2 separate regions of the Homo sapiens genome follow, and region 2 is linked to region 1. The links are chromatin loops, found by intact Hi-C in ENCODE. Cell type or tissue: GM12878. All regions are shown on one strand. Each heading gives the region's core, and the rest is flanking DNA. Links, peaks and the distances in the headings are about the cores only. Region 1 overlaps ZBTB21 (zinc finger and BTB domain containing 21). Region 2 overlaps PRDM15 (PR/SET domain 15).

Evidence for each region. Hi-C counts contacts between places; a loop is a spot of excess contacts. Peaks named below come from ENCODE experiments on the same cell type or tissue, not always from the same donor. Only the 100,000 strongest peaks of a DNase experiment are listed, where the experiment ranks them.
Region 2: a loop joins it to region 1, with 4 times the contacts of the local background. A loop is called at or near these places in 34 of 110 quality-filtered maps.

What each region holds. Positions count from the first base shown.
Region 1 is chr21:41,997,465-42,005,790 of GRCh38, reverse strand. ZBTB21 (zinc finger and BTB domain containing 21) reads left to right here. Exons shown (of 3, transcript NM_001098402.2): 2 at 2,830-2,894. Among named protein-coding and RNA genes, the nearest start is that of ZNF295-AS1, 7.6 kb to the left of the region's middle. In GM12878, for the core only: no CTCF peak of the experiment used is centred there; DNase peaks (open chromatin) are centred at 2,593 and 3,080; H3K4me3 peaks cover 1,441 bases; H3K27ac peaks cover 2,513 bases.
Region 2 is chr21:41,858,315-41,866,640 of GRCh38, reverse strand. PRDM15 (PR/SET domain 15) reads left to right here. Exons shown (of 24, transcript NM_001040424.3): 2 at 6,269-6,314; 3 at 6,956-7,049. The coding sequence starts at 6,278. Among named protein-coding and RNA genes, the nearest start is that of PRDM15, 17 kb to the left of the region's middle. RefSeq lists enhancers at 917-966, 1,267-1,326, 1,847-1,936. In GM12878, for the core only: a CTCF peak has its summit at 4,448 (motif pointing right); a DNase peak (open chromatin) is centred at 1,020; H3K4me3 peaks cover 4,591 bases; H3K27ac peaks cover 5,202 bases.

The DNA of each region.
Region 1 (8,326 bases), core at 58-8,057:
CAGATAAATCTAACCATGCCTTGTACAGAATTGGAATTCAGTAAATAAGTTGAATTAATAATAGGAATATTTAACGTGTATGTTGGGTGAGCGATCAAAGCTTTGTTCTAAGAAGCTCAGTCTAGAAGCTGTATTAGGATGGGTTTGGAAGGCATGACAAGGAACAGTGAATACCACGTGGAAATATATTAGGGTTCTTTAATAACAAGAACAGAAACTGTCTGGCTTGAATGGAAAAAGTAGTTTATTGTAAAGATACAGGGTTGCTCTTGGACTTAAAAGAAAAGCTAAAAAACTGGGCCAGGAAGAAGGACAAAAACCAAGCTAACTCCAGGAATCTATGTAGCAGGCACTAGCAAGGTTGCATTTTCAGGCCTCCGTTGAGATAAGTCAGCTTCATTTATTTATTGCCTTTGTCATTCTTCTCAGGATTCATATTCCGAGGACAAAGTTTCTGATTGGTTTGGCTTTGGTTGTATGGTTAGCCCAGAGGTAGGGGAGAGGAGCACATCAGGCTGTAGCACACAGTGGGACAAGAGCAGTTCTTCTATAGCAAAATCATGGGGCTGTTAACAGGAGGTGGAATGGCTGTGTAGTGGCTGGAAGAAAACAGCAAAGGCTGTGACCAGAGTCTGCTCTGCTAAGGTGCAAAGGAGCTTGAACTATGTTGGAGTAGGATCATTCTCCTGAATGTGGCCAAGAACAACCATCAAACCAAAATCAAACCCCCTTGTTAGAGACTGAAAGTGTGGTGAAATGGAATACAAGATAGTAACATGACTCCTCTTGAAGGATTGGATAAGCTAGTCTAGGTTTGAAATCTGAGGATATTTGCGTTGTCACCAAGTGAGTGATGATAAGACCGAAACTCAGAGGCAACTTCCTATCACCATCAAATAGTAAAATCCAATGGTAGGTGTTACGGCTAAATCCTGAAATGAGGGTTTGGGGATAAGCAGTCTGTGTGTGTGTGTTTATGTTCCAAAGTCAAATGTAGATGCTTTGTTTTTTTAACTAGGTATTTGCCTTGTGTTACATGCATTCCCTCTTTTTTCTAGTATCATGGTTAGGACTATAGAAGCAATCCCCAACATTCCAAAGGACCCATGTTCCCAGAGTTGAAATCTAGGTTGATGCTGGATGTAAAGAGCCATTTTCCTGTAGAACTGGTAGTAGCAGTTTTGTGGCTAGTCTGGGAGCCAACTTAATTTATAGTGTACCTTAGCTATGACACTAGTCCAAGTAGGTGAGATTATTTTGATCCCTTTCCATCTCTGTTTCTCACCCCCTCACTCACCCCCTGGTACCCTTCTGAGTGCCAAGTCGCTTTGCTTTCCTCTGCTTCTCACTAGAATGCTCTATATTCGAAATTGCCTACCTTCCCTCTCCCTCAAAAATCTTAATTCCATACAACTGATTTAACACTCTATAAAGAGGAAAGTATTTGCATTGAATTAATTTATGTTAAGATATGAGGCCGGGCGCGGTGGCTCATATCTTACAGGTGGCTGGCCTGTAATCCCAGCACTTTGGGAGACCGAGGTGGGCAGATCGCCTGAGGTCAGGAGTTCGAGACCGGCCTGACCAATATGGTGAAACCCCATTTCTACTAAAAATACAAAAATTAGCCAGTCCTGGTGGCTGGCGCCTGTAGTCCCAGCTACTCAGGAGGCTGAGACAGGAGAATTGCTTGAACCCAGGAGGCGGAGGTTGCAGTGAGCCAAGATCATGCCACTGCACTCCAGCCTGGGTGACAGAGTGAGACTCTTCAAAAAAAAAAAAAAAAGATGTGAGATATGAGTCCCCCACCCCCTTAGCATTTATTACCTGAGGAATTTGAAGTGATGGTATGAAATAATCTTCTGGAATCCAGTTCTGAAGGGTTTTGTAGCCATTCCAGGGAATTGGAAGTTGAGGCCAGGGCAAGCCCTTGGAAGGTTTTAAGCCCCAGCAAGGCCAGATGAGCATTTCTGAAAAGCGTCTATAGTAGAAATGTAAAGAATGGAACCTTTAGTATTAGAGGTTGACTATCCCTTATCTGAAATGCTTGGGACCAGAAGTGTTTCAGATTTCAGATTGTTTGGGATTTTGAAATATTCTCATTATACCCAGTGGTTCAGCGTCCCTAATCCAAAAGTCCAAAATGCTCTAATGAGCCTTTCCTTTGTGCATCATGTCGTTGCTCAGAAAGTAGTTTTGGGTTTTTGGACTAGAGATATTCAGCTTGTATTATAATTGTCAAAGGAGTGATGAGTCCCAAGCCTTCCTTAGGACTATTCACTCATAGTTAATAGTGAATAGTTCCCACTATTCACTCTTCCACCCTCCTACACCCTGGCCAAATTAATTGCTTCCTGGAATCAGTATTCCCGTAGCATTCTTCACATCCTTTGTTAATTATTGTCTGTCCTAACATGGAAATGTGAGCTACAGGAGAACAAGAAGCAGGCCAGTTACTCATCTCCCCATCACCAGCACCTCTTGTGATGTGTGGTGGGTAGCAGGCCCACGCAAGCATCTGTGAGGGGAAGTGGAGAAGGAAGGAAGATGTGCATGTGCCACATGGGAAGTGCTGAACGTACTGGGGCTTTCAAACATGTTGCCTCTTCTGTCCTTCATAAAAATCCTATGTGGTGGGTAGTGTTAGCCATGTTTAACAGGTAAGGAAACTAGTCAGAAAGGTTGAGTCATCTTTAGAAGGTTCCATGCCTAATAGGTGGCGGAGCCAGGATTTGAGACAAATAGACTGATTCGAAAGGCTTTTCCATGGAACTGTAAGGTCTTCTGTGAATTGTTAACCATAAAGATTCTCTCATTTTGAAATTTCAGAAGACATGAAGTAGAAACAATCCAGGAAGGCTTTGGGAAGCTATTTGTGTGCGAGGATCAAAGTGGTAAGCAAGCCGGCCCTATTTTAGAAACTGGTTTTCCTGGGGGGTTTTCCTCTTAGTTTTTTCTGTTGCTCGTAAATAGACCTTTTCTCCAAATTTCACCCACTGGTCTTTTAAGAGCTCCAAGGTTTTTCCACCATGACTGAAGTGGCAGAAGTTCTGCCGTGATGAGTCAGGTGGAGATGAGCCGTGGAAAGGAGGGGCGTAGACGGTGGTGGCAGCAGTGCGTGTTTATGTGTAAGATGCACTGCTTCTGTAAGTCGGAGGCCCTGATTACTCATAATGAAAACCTGCATGGAAATTTGGAGTGATGTGCCAGCAAACTTATCGGTCTAGATCTGAAAAATACACTGAGGAGAAAGTACACCCGGCAACAAAGCTCGCCTTATCTGACAGCAGAAGAGCAGAGAAATCAAAAGTTTTTGAGGATTCGGTGTACACAGCCACCAGCCACAAACAGTCTTGCTGGATTATCTCGTGATCGTCAGCAGTTGTGATTTTCCCCCTTTTTACTTACATTCTTGATGGATGGAGCATTTTATATTTTTAGGTAATTGTTAAACTCAAATATACTGACTGTCATTAAAACACAAAAATTCAATATGTTAATTGTCTGTCTGCAGCCAGACTAGGAAAGGGTACATTGTTTTCAAAACTTAATAATTGAATTAAAATGTAAAAAAAACAAGGGCCTTAATGTGAAGGTGAGGGATCTGCATCTCCTAGCTACCCCTGTCTCCTATCTAGACATCTAGAGTCTCTAGATCCTGGGGTACTGGGGAGAATGGACAATGTTGCTTTCCTGTGCAAGATCCTCAGATGACATATTTTAGCCCCCAGGGCGCTCATGCCTCCATCTTCCTCCAGCCTCATGGGCATTTCCTCCCCTATGTGTACCTTTACCTTTCACCAGGCAAAGCCACCTGTGGTTCCCTTGGATTCCTCCTGCTCTGTCTTGTCTCTGTAGTGTTGCATGTACTGCAGCCCAGCCAGCTGATGTGAATCTTGCCCTGCTACTTATTATCTGTCTGACATTGAGCATGTTACTTAACCCTCTGTGCCTCGGTTTTCTCATCTGTAGAATGGAGATAATAATAGTACCTAACTCCTAGGGTTGATGTCAATATTGAGTTAATACATTAAAAGTGTTTTCTTTTGTGTGTGTGGCAGAATAAGCACCCAAATTATAGCTGTTATTGAGTACCTAGTTACTGTTCTACTGAAAGGAATGGAAAATAAATACTCGTCCCTCGAAATGTCCTTCATCCTTCCTATCTCTTCCCAGCATTCCCTATAAAACTTTCTTCGTAGAACGCCCTTCCTGGCCTCCATCTCACCTGGCTCTGATGCCTGTCATCTATACTGCGTCTCTACCTCTGCAAACATCCTGTCTGCTGCTCAGCATACTGGACTAGGCTGATGAATTGACCTGTTCTCTTCCTGCACAAGACCTTAAGCTCCATGAGGCAGGGCCATACTTGTTAAATTGATATCTTCCATGTCTAGAAGGGTTCTAGCACACACTAGACAGATGCTAGCCATAAGTCTATAATTGTCTGGGTGACCTTAGGCAAATGACTTGACCTCTCAATGCCTCAGTTTTCTCATTTGTTTGTAAAAAGGATTGATGACACTGTCTAGTTCAGAAGATGATACGAGAATTGGAAGAGGAAACTAGAGGCAGTGTCGTGTAGGGGTTAAGAGCTTAGCCTCTGGATCCAAGCCAGCTGATGTGAATCCTGCTCTGCTACTTATCTCTATGACGTTGAGCATGTTACTTGACCGTCTGTGCCTCAGTTTTCTCATCTGTAAAATGGGGATAATAATAGTACCTACCTCCTATGGTTGATGTAAATATTGAGTTAATACATAAAAATAACTTCTTTATTTTTGTGTATGTGACAGAATAAACACCCAAATTTTAGCTGTTATTAAGTACCTAGTTACTGTTCTACTGAATGGAATGGAAAATAAATACTCTATAAAGTTATTCTGCACTTGTGTATCAGGAATTTGGACATCTTGAGGCACTTTTCAGGCAGGTGTGATGGCTCTAAATGGAGGTTATAGGAAAGTTAAGTTTTAAATCCCCAATAATTTTCAGGGACAGTGAGTATTTCTCTTACAACTTAACTTTGAATGACTTTATTATTGTCCCCTAGTCCATAGATGTTTTCATCCAAAGAAGATAGAGGTCTGTGATCCAAGAAATTTGAAGCAGTGACTTAGAGCAGAAATAGGGATCATGATACTTTGAATAATGCATAAAGAAGGAAACCTTTCTAAACAAAAGGGACACAAATGTTGCTTTTTTGGCAACGGGATGCATACGGTCTGTGGAATACCATTTGCTTCAGGTCCAGGGATGTAGAAAACTCCCCTTGGTTTAGTCTTCACACTAAAGGGCCAGGACAAGCCCTTGGAAGGGAGGTTTTAGTGTGAAGTGGTTAGCCGTTACCTGTGCTTCGAGTTCTGTTTGTGTCTTAGTTTGGATTCCCCCAAAAGTAGACCCCAAGACAAGGATTCAGAGGTAGACGTTTATTTGGGAACTGATCCCAGGAAGCACAAGAAAGGAAGTAGGGACAGTAAGGCGGAGATGGAGGCTCATAAAGGGTACATTGATGAACAGGTTGCTGCTCACGTGTAGGATATCAAAACTGAATTCTTTAAAAAATCTGAACTCCTGGTTTTTCTGTCAAACCCCATCTCTCCTAAGGATGCCCTTCCAGTTATTTTGGCAGAATACTTAACTCCACACCTTCTGTTTTCTCCTGCAGTCTGTCCACTAGAAATTCTAATGACTCTGCCTTTACCTCCGTTGCTACCACCCTGGTCCCAGCCACCATCCTCTCTCATCTGGGTCATTACAGTGGACTGCAAGCTGGCCCGCAGCTTCCCCCATAACCTACCCTCTGTTGTCTAATCTCAACAACAGAGCCAGAGCAATCCTTTGGAAATGTAATTCAGGTCTTTGTCATTCCTCTGCTCAGAATCTTCAATGGCTGTCCATTTCATCCATAGTAAAAAATAAAGTTCTTCTGGAGGTCTCCCAGCCCTAGACGGTCTTACTTCTTATTGCCTCTCAGATGTCATCTTACATGGCTCCCAGCACACACTGCTCCATCCCTCCTGTTGCCTTAGCTTCTCCCTTTGTTGTGATGTTCTTCCTCCATTTATCTCCATGGCTCATCCCTCGCCTCCTTCACACCTTCTTTGATCCCATTTTGATGAATGAATGACATGAGAAGTTTCTGGTATAGTTTGTAGTGTAGGTTCCTGTACAGTTAGGTGCTATATAAATGGTAGCGACTATTATTATCTTATTTAATTCCCACAATAGCATTATGTGGTAGCTGCTAGTATTATCCTTATTTTATGGCGAGGTAAACTGAGGCTCAAAGAGGTTGGTTAGCCTAGAACAGTGGCTCTCAAAATATTTTGACTGACCCACAGGAAGGAATACATTTTACATCTCAATCCAGTCCATGCTTGCTTATGTGGGTATGTACATATATATAATAGAAACAAAAGTTTCTCAAGCTCATAATTAGCCTTATGACATTTGATGCATTCTGATATTTTCTACTCTGTCCTAGTCATTTATTTTTTAATTGCTAGTTTTAAACCACCAAGTTGAGTTTAAGAACCCCTTTTGACAAAGACTATCCAAGCCTTTAAATCTGTACCTTTAATTCTGTGTTACAGCTTTTCCCTGTGGCAACATCTGAACTAGCTTTGTCAAAAATTATTAGTGCTAAAAACTCCTCAGTACCCAGCTGAGTCAATACGTGTAACATTATAAGCTTATGTCTTTTTCTGCTGATCTCTGTAAAAGATGGTAAGGGTTTCTTCATACAAATAGATGTAAAGAAAGTATAGTAGGATTAAGGAAAATTTAAATGACTAAGAGAAGAAAAAGGAAGGGAAATTATCAAGTAGTCACAAATAGAATAATTTTTTAAAAAAATAGAGGAATTAAAATTTACCATTTACTTTGAAAGGATGGTAGGCGGGAGTGGACAGAAACTTGGTACAGTCTGACCAAAGTAGTTGTTTGTGGACAGGCTAAAGGCATCATCTCTAGAAGCAAAGTCCTGTGTCTCAGTCGGTTAAATTGAGTCGCATCTTATCAGGGAGTCAGAAGGAATTGTATACCGTGTGTGGCCACTCCCAGGTTGACAGCCTAGGAGACTCTGGGCTCTTCCTGAAGAGCCTGGTGGCTGGGGTAACCAGCAAAGGCCAGAAGAGAACCTACAAATGAGCTGGGGTCAAGTTTGGTTCATCTACAGTTTGCCCGCTAGAGAAAGATAAAACCGTCACAGATAGTTACTTGGGATTCATGTAATCTTAAAAATAAATGTCTTAACAATATTTGAAAGAAAATATGGCATTATAAAATGAAAGGGATGAGCCAGCTGTGGTGGCTCACACCTGTAATCCCAGCACTTTGGGAGGCCGAGGCAGGCAGATCACGTGAGGTCAGGAGTTCGGGACCAGTCTGGCTAATATGGTGAAACCCCAACTATATAAAAATACAAAAATTAGCTGGGCGTGGTGGTGCACGCCTGTAATCCCAGCTACTCAGGAGGCTGAGGCAGGAGAATCGTTTGAACCCAGGAGGCAGAGGTTGCAGGGAGCCAAGACTGAGTCATTGCACTCCAGCCTGGGCAACAGAGCGAGACCCTGTCTAGAAAAAAAAAAAAAAAATGAAAAGGATGAGGTGTTAGAGGAACAGAAGCCTAAATAAAGGGTCAAATACACAGAGTCAGGCATTGTCTCTGCATGAAATGGCTTTGTCTGCATCGAGAGTATGGTGGGGTTAATCTGCCCACTTTCTTTGATACTGAATTAGATGCCTATTAATCCTGCAATTTCTGAAAGTTAAGTGCACATTTGTTGAGTTTTCTTTAGATGAACTCTTTGCAACAACCCTGCAAGAGGAGGGCACAGTTGTCATTCCTAACTCAGGTGAGGGATCTGCCACACCGAGAGGCTAACAGAAACACCCAAGGACAATCAGCCAGCCTGCAAGGAACTGGCATCTCAACCCAAGTGTCTGGCACCAGAGCTTGCACTCTACCACTAGGCCTCCTCTTCTCATGTTTAGATTTGAAGAGCATTTCAGTGAAATATCAGTTTAAACTCTTTAATTAAATTTAGAACTAGGCTAAAGTTTCCTTTGTGCTATTGTTGAAAATGTGATTTGGTAAGAAAATAGTATTCATGAGATTGCAAGGCAAATAGCATAAGAAAGAAAACAAACTTATTCTTCAACACTTCTAATCTTTTTTTTGTTTTTTTGTTTTTTTGTTTTTTTTTTTTTTGAGACAACGTCTTGCTCTGTCAACCAGGCTGGAGTGCAGTGGCGCAATCTTGGCTCACTACAACCTCCACTTCCCAGGCTTAAGTGATTGTCATGCTTCAGCCTCCTGAGT
Region 2 (8,326 bases), core at 244-8,243, 140 kb after region 1:
GCCAGGCTGCAGATTCCAAGAACAGCATTGTTGGCTTGCAAGATTTCTTCAGTAGCACAGGCTTTGTTTGAACTTTCTTTCAAGTACGTGAACCAGGAACCCCATACACAGGCTTAGTGTCAAGTGGAGGGAAGGCAGCGGCCTGGCCAAAGCCAGACCAGGGTGGTCCCTGGAGGCCACTAAGGAGAGAGACCCCAGGCCGGGGCCACCTCCTGTCATGGACGGGGGATGGCAGAGGCCAAGCGCAGGTCATTGTGGTAGCATTGGAACCTTGCTAGGTGCTTTGTAAATATCGAAAACAATAATATAAAAGTTTAAAATCCCTTTTTATATGGAACATGTAAAATTTCTCCTCCAGATCTTAGTGCTAATCTGACTAAACTTCTGAACTTTCTTGGCGTAACTTGTGCAAATGAAACATTTGGAACTTTCCAACCACTCTTAATTATCTGGAGGTGAAGAAGGTGTCAGGTCAAAAGATTTATCAGGGCTCTCTTATACATAGGGTGCTACATACAAAATACATAAGAATTGAACAAAAGGAGTGAGTGGAAAAGTCACTTTTAAGCTTCTGTCTTTCATGGTTAAAGATCTAGTAGAGGCTGGGCGTGGGGTCTCATACCTGTAATCCAAAATGGGAGGCTGAAGCAGGAGGATTGCTTGAGGCCAGGAGTTTGAGACCAGTCTGGCCAACATAGTGAGACCAAATCTCTACAAAAAATTAAAAAATTAGCTGGGCATGGTGGTGCGTGCCTGTAGTCCCAGCTACTTGAGAGGCTGAAGCTGGAGGATCGCAGGAGGTCACGAGTTTGAGGCTATAGTGAGCTGTGATGGGACCATTATACTCCAGCTTGGGTGACAGAGCAAGACTGTGTCAAAATAAAATGAAAGAAAATAAATCTAGTAGAAAAAACAGACCATGTGCATGACATTATGTGAAACTGAGATAGTGGTTTAGGAAGAGTCAGCTTTTTGGGGGGATCACAGAGGATGTGAGAGTAATTGAAGGGAGCAAGGTGTCAGGGAGGGTGAGGTTAGGGCTCTGTCTTGAAAGACGGTGGAACCCCCATGGTGGACTGAGGGGAAGTGGCTGTGCCTGGGGTGGACCTCGCGTCCACAGCCTGGGGTGTGTTAGGGGGTGTACCAGGAAGTGGCTGATTCTCTTATCAGACGTTGACCTGTCCCGTGTGCTGGTGCCGAGGAGGGTCCAAGTATATCCCACTGTGCAAGGCTGCCACAAGCCTTGCCCTCTTGGCCGTTGAAGTGTGGTGGGAGAGACATGAGATCAGTCACACACAGGCATGGCTACACGGGTGACGGTGCTGTGAAGGAAATCGCAGAGCGCTTTTAGAAAGCATGCCACGCTGTGGACAGGTGGATCAGGGAGACCCTCCCTGAAGAAGTGACGTTAAGCTAAGACTGAGGAGTGAGCAGGCATGGCAGAGAGGGCTGGGGAGTGAGGAGTGAGCAGGGGAGTGAGGAGTGAGCCGGGGAGTGGGGAGTGGGGACTGAGGAGTGAGCAGGCATGGCAGAGAGGGCTGGGGAGTGAGGAGTGAGCAGGGGAGTGGGAACTTGCAGAGAGGGCTGGGGAGTGAGGACTGAGCAGGGGAGTGGGGAGTGGGGACTGAGGAGTGAGCGGGCATTGCAGAGAGGGCTGGGGAGAGGGCCAGCCTTGGGGGGCGAGCATGTGGAAAGGCCCAGAGGCAGGACCCAGCTTGGCGTTCCGGGAAGCGTGGCTGGAGAGGGTGGGGGTGGGGAGGTGAGGTGAGAAGGCTGCTGAGAAAGGCAGTGCCTGGTCATGTGCAGGAGTTTGGGTTTTGTTCCTGGGACAGTGGGAAGCCAGTGAAGCTTCAGGCTGGCAAGCGATGTGATTGGATTTATGTTCTAGAAGAACTGCTCTGCAGTGTGGAAAATGGGTTGGCGGCCCAGGCAGAGGAGGAAGAGTTATCTGGAGACCCTTTGCAGCCTTACAGGTGGGAGAAAGTGGGATGTGGCCAAGGGAGGTAGTAAGGGGGGCTGCAGGTAGTGGGTGATGGGCGGGTGTCAGAGGGAGGCGAGAGAGGTCACAGCGGTTCCAGGTCTCTCTGACAACTGCGTCCTAAGATGTAGGAGGTGGGGGCAGAGAGACTTTGTCAGGAGCATCCAGATGTTTTTACTTTTTGACATGTTGGTTTTTGGGTTGCCTGTTGCCTTCTGAATGAAGATGCAAATGATTTTCCTTTTATAGATTGTGTTTTTGGTGACAAGCCTAAAAACTGTGGCTTGCCCTAGAGCCCAAAGATTTTCTCTGTTTTTCTAAGTTCTATTATTATTTAATATTTTATGTTTTAAGACTGTGATCCATTTTGAGTTAATTTTCTAGTAAGATATGAAGTTATAGTTCATTTCTTTGAATGAACTGTGGATGCCCAGTTGTTCCTGCACTAACTGCTGAAATGGTTGCCCTTCCTCGCTTGGATTTTAAAATCCAATCCGCTTTTGTCTTTGTAAAAAAATGCAGGCCAGGCGCGGTGGCTGACACCTGTAATCCCAGCACTTTGGGAGGCCGAGGTGGGCAGATCACGAGGTCAAGAGATCGAGGCCCTCCTGGCCAACATGGTGAAACCCCGTCTCTGCTAAAAATACAAAAATTAGCTGGGTGTGGTGGCACGTGCCTGTAATCCCAGCTACTCGGGAGGCTGAGGCAGGAGAATCGCTTGAACTTGGGAGGCGGAGGTTGCCGTGAGCTGAGATCGCGCCACTGCACTCCAGCCTGGGCGACAGAGCAAGACTCCATCTCAAAAAAAAAAAAAATGCTTTGGGCATGTTTGTTTAGGTCTATTTCTGGGTTGTCTGTTTTGTTCCATTGATTTCTGTCCACCTTCTCACCGGTATCAAAGTTTTTATGATGGTAGCTTGATAATTAAGTTTGAAGTCAGGTAGACTGAGTCTGTCACTTCAGCCTTCTTTTTCAAAGTTGTTTTTAACAGGTGTCTTCACGGAGCGTTCCGTGTAAGGAACCTGAAGTCACCCCCCATTTGCCTGAAGTCACCCCCCATTTCCCGTTTACCACCAGGTTAGATGCAGATGGTCCTGGTCTGAGCTTAATTGACATTTCTGATAAGTTTGGTTTCCTGATATTATTACTGTGGTCTTACTGTGATGGCAGGTGTGTTTAGTTAGTTTTTGTAGTAGTAGTCATATAAATTGTAAAGAGATTTTTCAGGCAGAGCAGTGGTTCTCAGACTTGAGCTGCATCCGAACCACGTGGAGGGTTTTGCAAACAGAGTGCAGGGCCCTCTGCCAAGCCTGATTCATCAGGTCTGGGGGTGGGAGGCAAGGATGTGCATTTCTGAAATGTTCCCAAGCAGTGCTGGCACTGCTGGTTCCTGGTCCAGGGACCACATTTTGAAATCACTAATGTAAGGTAAGTCTTCCCAGGATTGGTGGTTGAGATAGGGGGACCTCACACTTTTTTTTTTTTTTTCTTTTTGAGGTGGAGTCTCACTCGGTCGCCCAGGCTGGAGTGCAGGGGCGTGATCTCAGCTCACTGCAACCTCCACCTCCCTGGTTCAAGCGATTCTCCTGCCTCAGCCTCCCGAGTAGCTGGGATTACAGGCACGTGCCACCGCGCCTGGCTAGTTTTTGTATTTTTAGTAGAGATGGGGTTTCACCATGTCGGCCAGGCTGGTCTCGAACTCCTGACCTGAAGTGATCGCCCGTCCTCATCTCTGAAAGTGCTGGGATTACAGACGTGAGCCACACGCCTGCCCAGGATCTCGAACTTCTAGTTCTTTTTTCCTCTCCTTTTCCCTGAAACAGTACTTCCTGTGTGCCTTGTTCTGGGATGTCTTGTGTGCCTTAGAGGTCTGGAGACCACACTTCCCCTTCTATGAAGGCACTTTCTGAGTGTTAAAGGGAGTTTTGCCAAGACAGCAAAGACTTTGAAGATGCTCCGTTTATCAGGCCTGATCTGCAGCCCAGGGTGGCTGTGGCCTCTGATCTTGGGCCCAGAGGAGCCGTTTTAGAGAGGCCTCATTTTGGGGACCAGATGCTGCTAATCGGGACCCTTATTGCCAGGACTCGGACATTTACATAGAATCAGAGTGCAGCACAGGGGGCTAAAACCCTGCTCTCCAGCTTCCCTCGCCCCTCTCTTCTGGGTTTCCTCTCCCAGCAGCTCCGCTCAGAGGGGACCTTTTTTGGGGGCACCTAGAAGGGGTGGGCAGTCTGTGAGAGGTGTAGGCCAGAGGCAAGGTCTGCCCCGGGGAGAGGCGGCCACACAAGGCCTCAGGGGATTCGTGCAGGCTCCCAAGTAAGCAAGGCCAGGACGACTTCCTTCCATCCTCCCACTCCGATTCCAATACCTTTGTTGGGACTCTGTGTTCTGCGGTGATCTGACCGCAGTGTGGGGCGCCTCTTAAGGCCTATCGTTCCCATCGCCCAAGCTCCTGACCGTGAGTCACGTGGGTTCCTGCAGGGGGCACGCAGGTCCTACACCTCCAGTAGCACAGCAGCAACTCATGAAAGCGTGCGCCCTCCCCACCCCACTCTGGGTTTCTTCTGCCCTTTGTCCTGTTCATCTCCTGCTCACTGCCCAGCTGAGCCCCCATCCCAGACTGGTCCCTATTTGCGCCGAGGTGCCCATCCACAGGAACTGGGGCAGGCAAGGCCGAATGCGGCTATGAAACTGAGTCACACTTGCTAGAGCCGCACGAGATACCTTTGAACGTGAATGTGTGTTCCCAGGAAAAGAAGATACAGTGCTGTTTTGGGAGAAAATTTCACCCCCCTCCCCTTGTTATTTCTGGCATTTTAAGGGCAAATTGGAACTCTCTTTCCTCTGCCTCACTTCCTTGTAGCTAACTCACTCTCCTAACTTGAAGTTTTCAACCCGGCACTGCTCTCAGACACACAAGTTCAGTGACTGTGAGTTTCCATATGAGTTTTGCACGGTCTGCTTTTCACCCTTCAAGCTGCTGGGGATGAGCGGGGTGGAGGGCGTGTGGAATCAGCATTCAAGAAGTGCCAGCATGCACACTTTCCTAAACCACTCAGCAACGGGCATCAGAGAAGCAGGTTGCAGGAAGGACATGCCGGTGCGCACAGTTGGGGATTGGGGGGGGGCAGAGGAGGAATAATCATTTGGTGGCACATACTGTGTGTATCTCACTTTATGCTCCTCCCAAACTGCATGAGGTGGGTGTTTTTATTTCCATTTTACAGCCCAGGAATGTGAGGCCCCAGAATGAACAATGTCTAGATCCACCCTGTGAATATATGTGTGTGGGGGGTGTCAGTTTATGCTCATCTACCCACTATGCAAGTGTTTCTGGAGGTGAACCTCAAGGATGGATAGGGAATAGAATTATTGGATCTGATAACAGCTTATGTGGGAGCACGAGAGTCCTCCACAACGTCACGCATTGATTTAGTCCCCAGAGAAGCAAGTGTTTATGGGGCACCAGGCATAGGTTAGGAGTGAGGGGAAAAAAAGTGACAACCGGCTTTTTAAAAATGGTGATATAGGTGGGCACGATGGCTTGTGCCATAATCCCAGCACTTTGGGAGGCTGAGGTAGGAGGATTGCTTGAGCCCAGCAGGTAGAGGCTGCAGTGAGCCTTGATCACACCACTGCACTCCAGCCTGGGCGACAGAGCAAGACCCTGTCACCAAAAAAAGGTGATATATTTGTTTTAAAAATGGAAATTGATGGCTAATATGAAAAGATGAAAGTCTGAGTTCATGAGGCCATTCAAATCCATTGCTTTCATTAAAAATAACATTATTTGAGGTGAGAAGATGTTTCAGGGATCCCAGCCCCATCCCACAATAAGAGGAGACCCCACTGTGTGCTCTCTTTAGAACACCACGTAATGTTCCTGTACTGGCTGGAGGAGGCCTTTAGTAGGAATTGTCTTTAAACATTATTTTGGTAAGAGGCCAGGCACGGTGGCTCACACCTGTAATCCCAGCACTTTCAGAGGCCGAGGCAGGCGGATCACAAGGTCAAGAGATCGAGACCAGCCTGGCCAACATGGTGAAACCCCGTCTCTGCTAAAAATACAAAAATTAGCTGGGTGTGGTGGCTCACACCTGTAGTCCCAGCTACTCAGGAGGCTGAGGCAGGAGAATCACTTGAACCTGGGAGGCAGAGGTTGCAGTGAGCCAAGATCCTGCCACTGTACTCTATCTATCCTGGGCAACAGAGGGAGCTCAATTTCAAAAACAAAACAAAAGTATTTTGGTAAGAGCTTGTCATTAATGAGGCTCTCTTGTATCCTGACAGGTGTCAGAGATGGCTGAAGATGGGAGCGAAGAGATCATGTTCATCTGTAAGTGACCCAGGGACCTGTCCCAGGTCCGAGACCAGCCCTATGTCATAGAACACAGATGGGCGTGGCGCTTGCTGTCTGGGCAAAGCCACGTCTACATTTGGTTTTTATAATATAGAAAAGCTATATATTTAAAATTTCCCTATGAAACATTTATTTAATAAGCAGTACACTACAGGGGTATGGTTTTAATAGGATCACCTTTCTCAGAACTCCTGGCCGAGGGCACTTTGCAGGGGGTAGCACTTGATTCAGAAAAGTAATCCAGGGCTAGGCAGGAGGGATGAACCTGCTAACATTGGCCATTTTCATTTATGCTCATTCTTTGGGGAGGGTCTTGGTCTTCGTCACCATGGAGGTGACCGTGCTTGATTTGAGGCGTGCGGCGGAGCTAGAGCTTTCCCTGGGGGCGTGTCCTGCCTTTGCACTCCTCATGTGTGCACGAGTGCTGACAGAGGCCTTCGGGACACAGGCCTTCTGCCATCCAATGCACCCTCCCTTGCTTGTCTTTGCAGTGTCGGCATGCATGTGTCTCATGACTCTGGGTCACCCTCATGGGGCCAGGGTCCCCATTTCCCAGGTTTGTGTTCTTTAGGTGTCTCCCTCCCTGGGTGCTCTAATGCCCGGATGTCTGCTTGCAGGGTGTGAAGACTGCAGCCAGTACCACGACTCCGAATGTCCCGAGCTGGGCCCAGTGGTCATGGTCAAAGACTCCTTTGTGTTAAGCAGGGCAAGGTGAGTGACCGCCGTGAGCTCCCGGGCCTTCCATATGCCAGCTGCGGCAGGAGCCTAGTGGCCTTTGGGTCTGCAGACGGGGAGGAAGGAGCCTGAGGGAGAACAGAGGCACTCTGAGTGAGAGCCAGCGATTCCGCTCCCACTGTGAACTGAGCAGCGTTGCTGCCGGGACACACCAAAACACGTGCTTCAAAGCTCCAGAGTGAGTTTCTTTGATCCACTCCAGGGTTCTTAGCTGGAGCCCAGCTGTTCCCGACACAGTGTGTGGAGGCTGCAGAAGAGTGGACTTGCCAAGGTGGTTGACGTGCTGAGCACCAGCAGCCAAGCTGGAGGTCTGCTCGTTGGCTTCTCTCTGCATTCCAGGTCTTGGCCTGCCAGCGGACACGTGCACACCCAGGCGGGGCAGGGGATGCGGGGTTATGAGGACAGGGACAGGGCTGACCCACAGCAGCTTCCAGAAGCAGTCCCTGCAGGCCTGGTGAGGCGGCTCAGTGGGCAGCAGCTGCCCTGCCGTTCCACCCTCACCTGGGGGAGGCTGTGCCACCTGGTGGCCCAGGGCAGGTGAGCTTGGACAAGGCACTCCTCTCCGGACCTCGGTGGCCTCTGTAGAGGATGGCAGTTCCCGTGGGGTGGTTGTGGTGTTGTGGGTGATGGTACCTGGCACGTGCTGCCGCTGCACAGGTGGCCGCCGTCTTTCCAGAACTGTTTCCAGGAGCCTCCCCACTGCCCCACAACACCGTTCATTTATTTTTTTTTCTTAGTGTGACTCAAAGAGATTAATGTTTTGGCCTAAAGTAGACAGTAGATCAACCCCCCTCTTCCCATCAACCCCCCTCTTCCCCAGAACCCTCAGGGACTGCCTGTTGCCCATGAAAATTCAGCTGAAACCCTTGGTCCTGCAGTCAGACCCTCCGTGCTGGCTCCTTGTCTCAGCGGCCTCCTGCCCGCCCTGAGGGGCCTGTGCTCTGGGCACCTCATGTCCGCCTCTGTCGGAGAGGCCTGTGCTCTGGGCACCCCATGTCCGCCTCTGTCGGAGAGGCCTGTGCTCTGGGCACCCAATGTCCGCCTCTGTCGGAGGGGCCTGTGCTCTGGGCACCCAATGTCCGCCTCTGTCGGAGGGGCCTGTGCTCTGGGCACCCCATGTCCGCCTCTGTCGGAGAGGCCTGTGCTCTGGGCACCCAATGTCCGCCTCTGTCGGAGGGGCCTGTGCTCTGGGCACCCAATGTCCGCCTCTGTCGGAGGGGCCTGTGCTCTGGGGACCCAATGTCCGCCTCTGT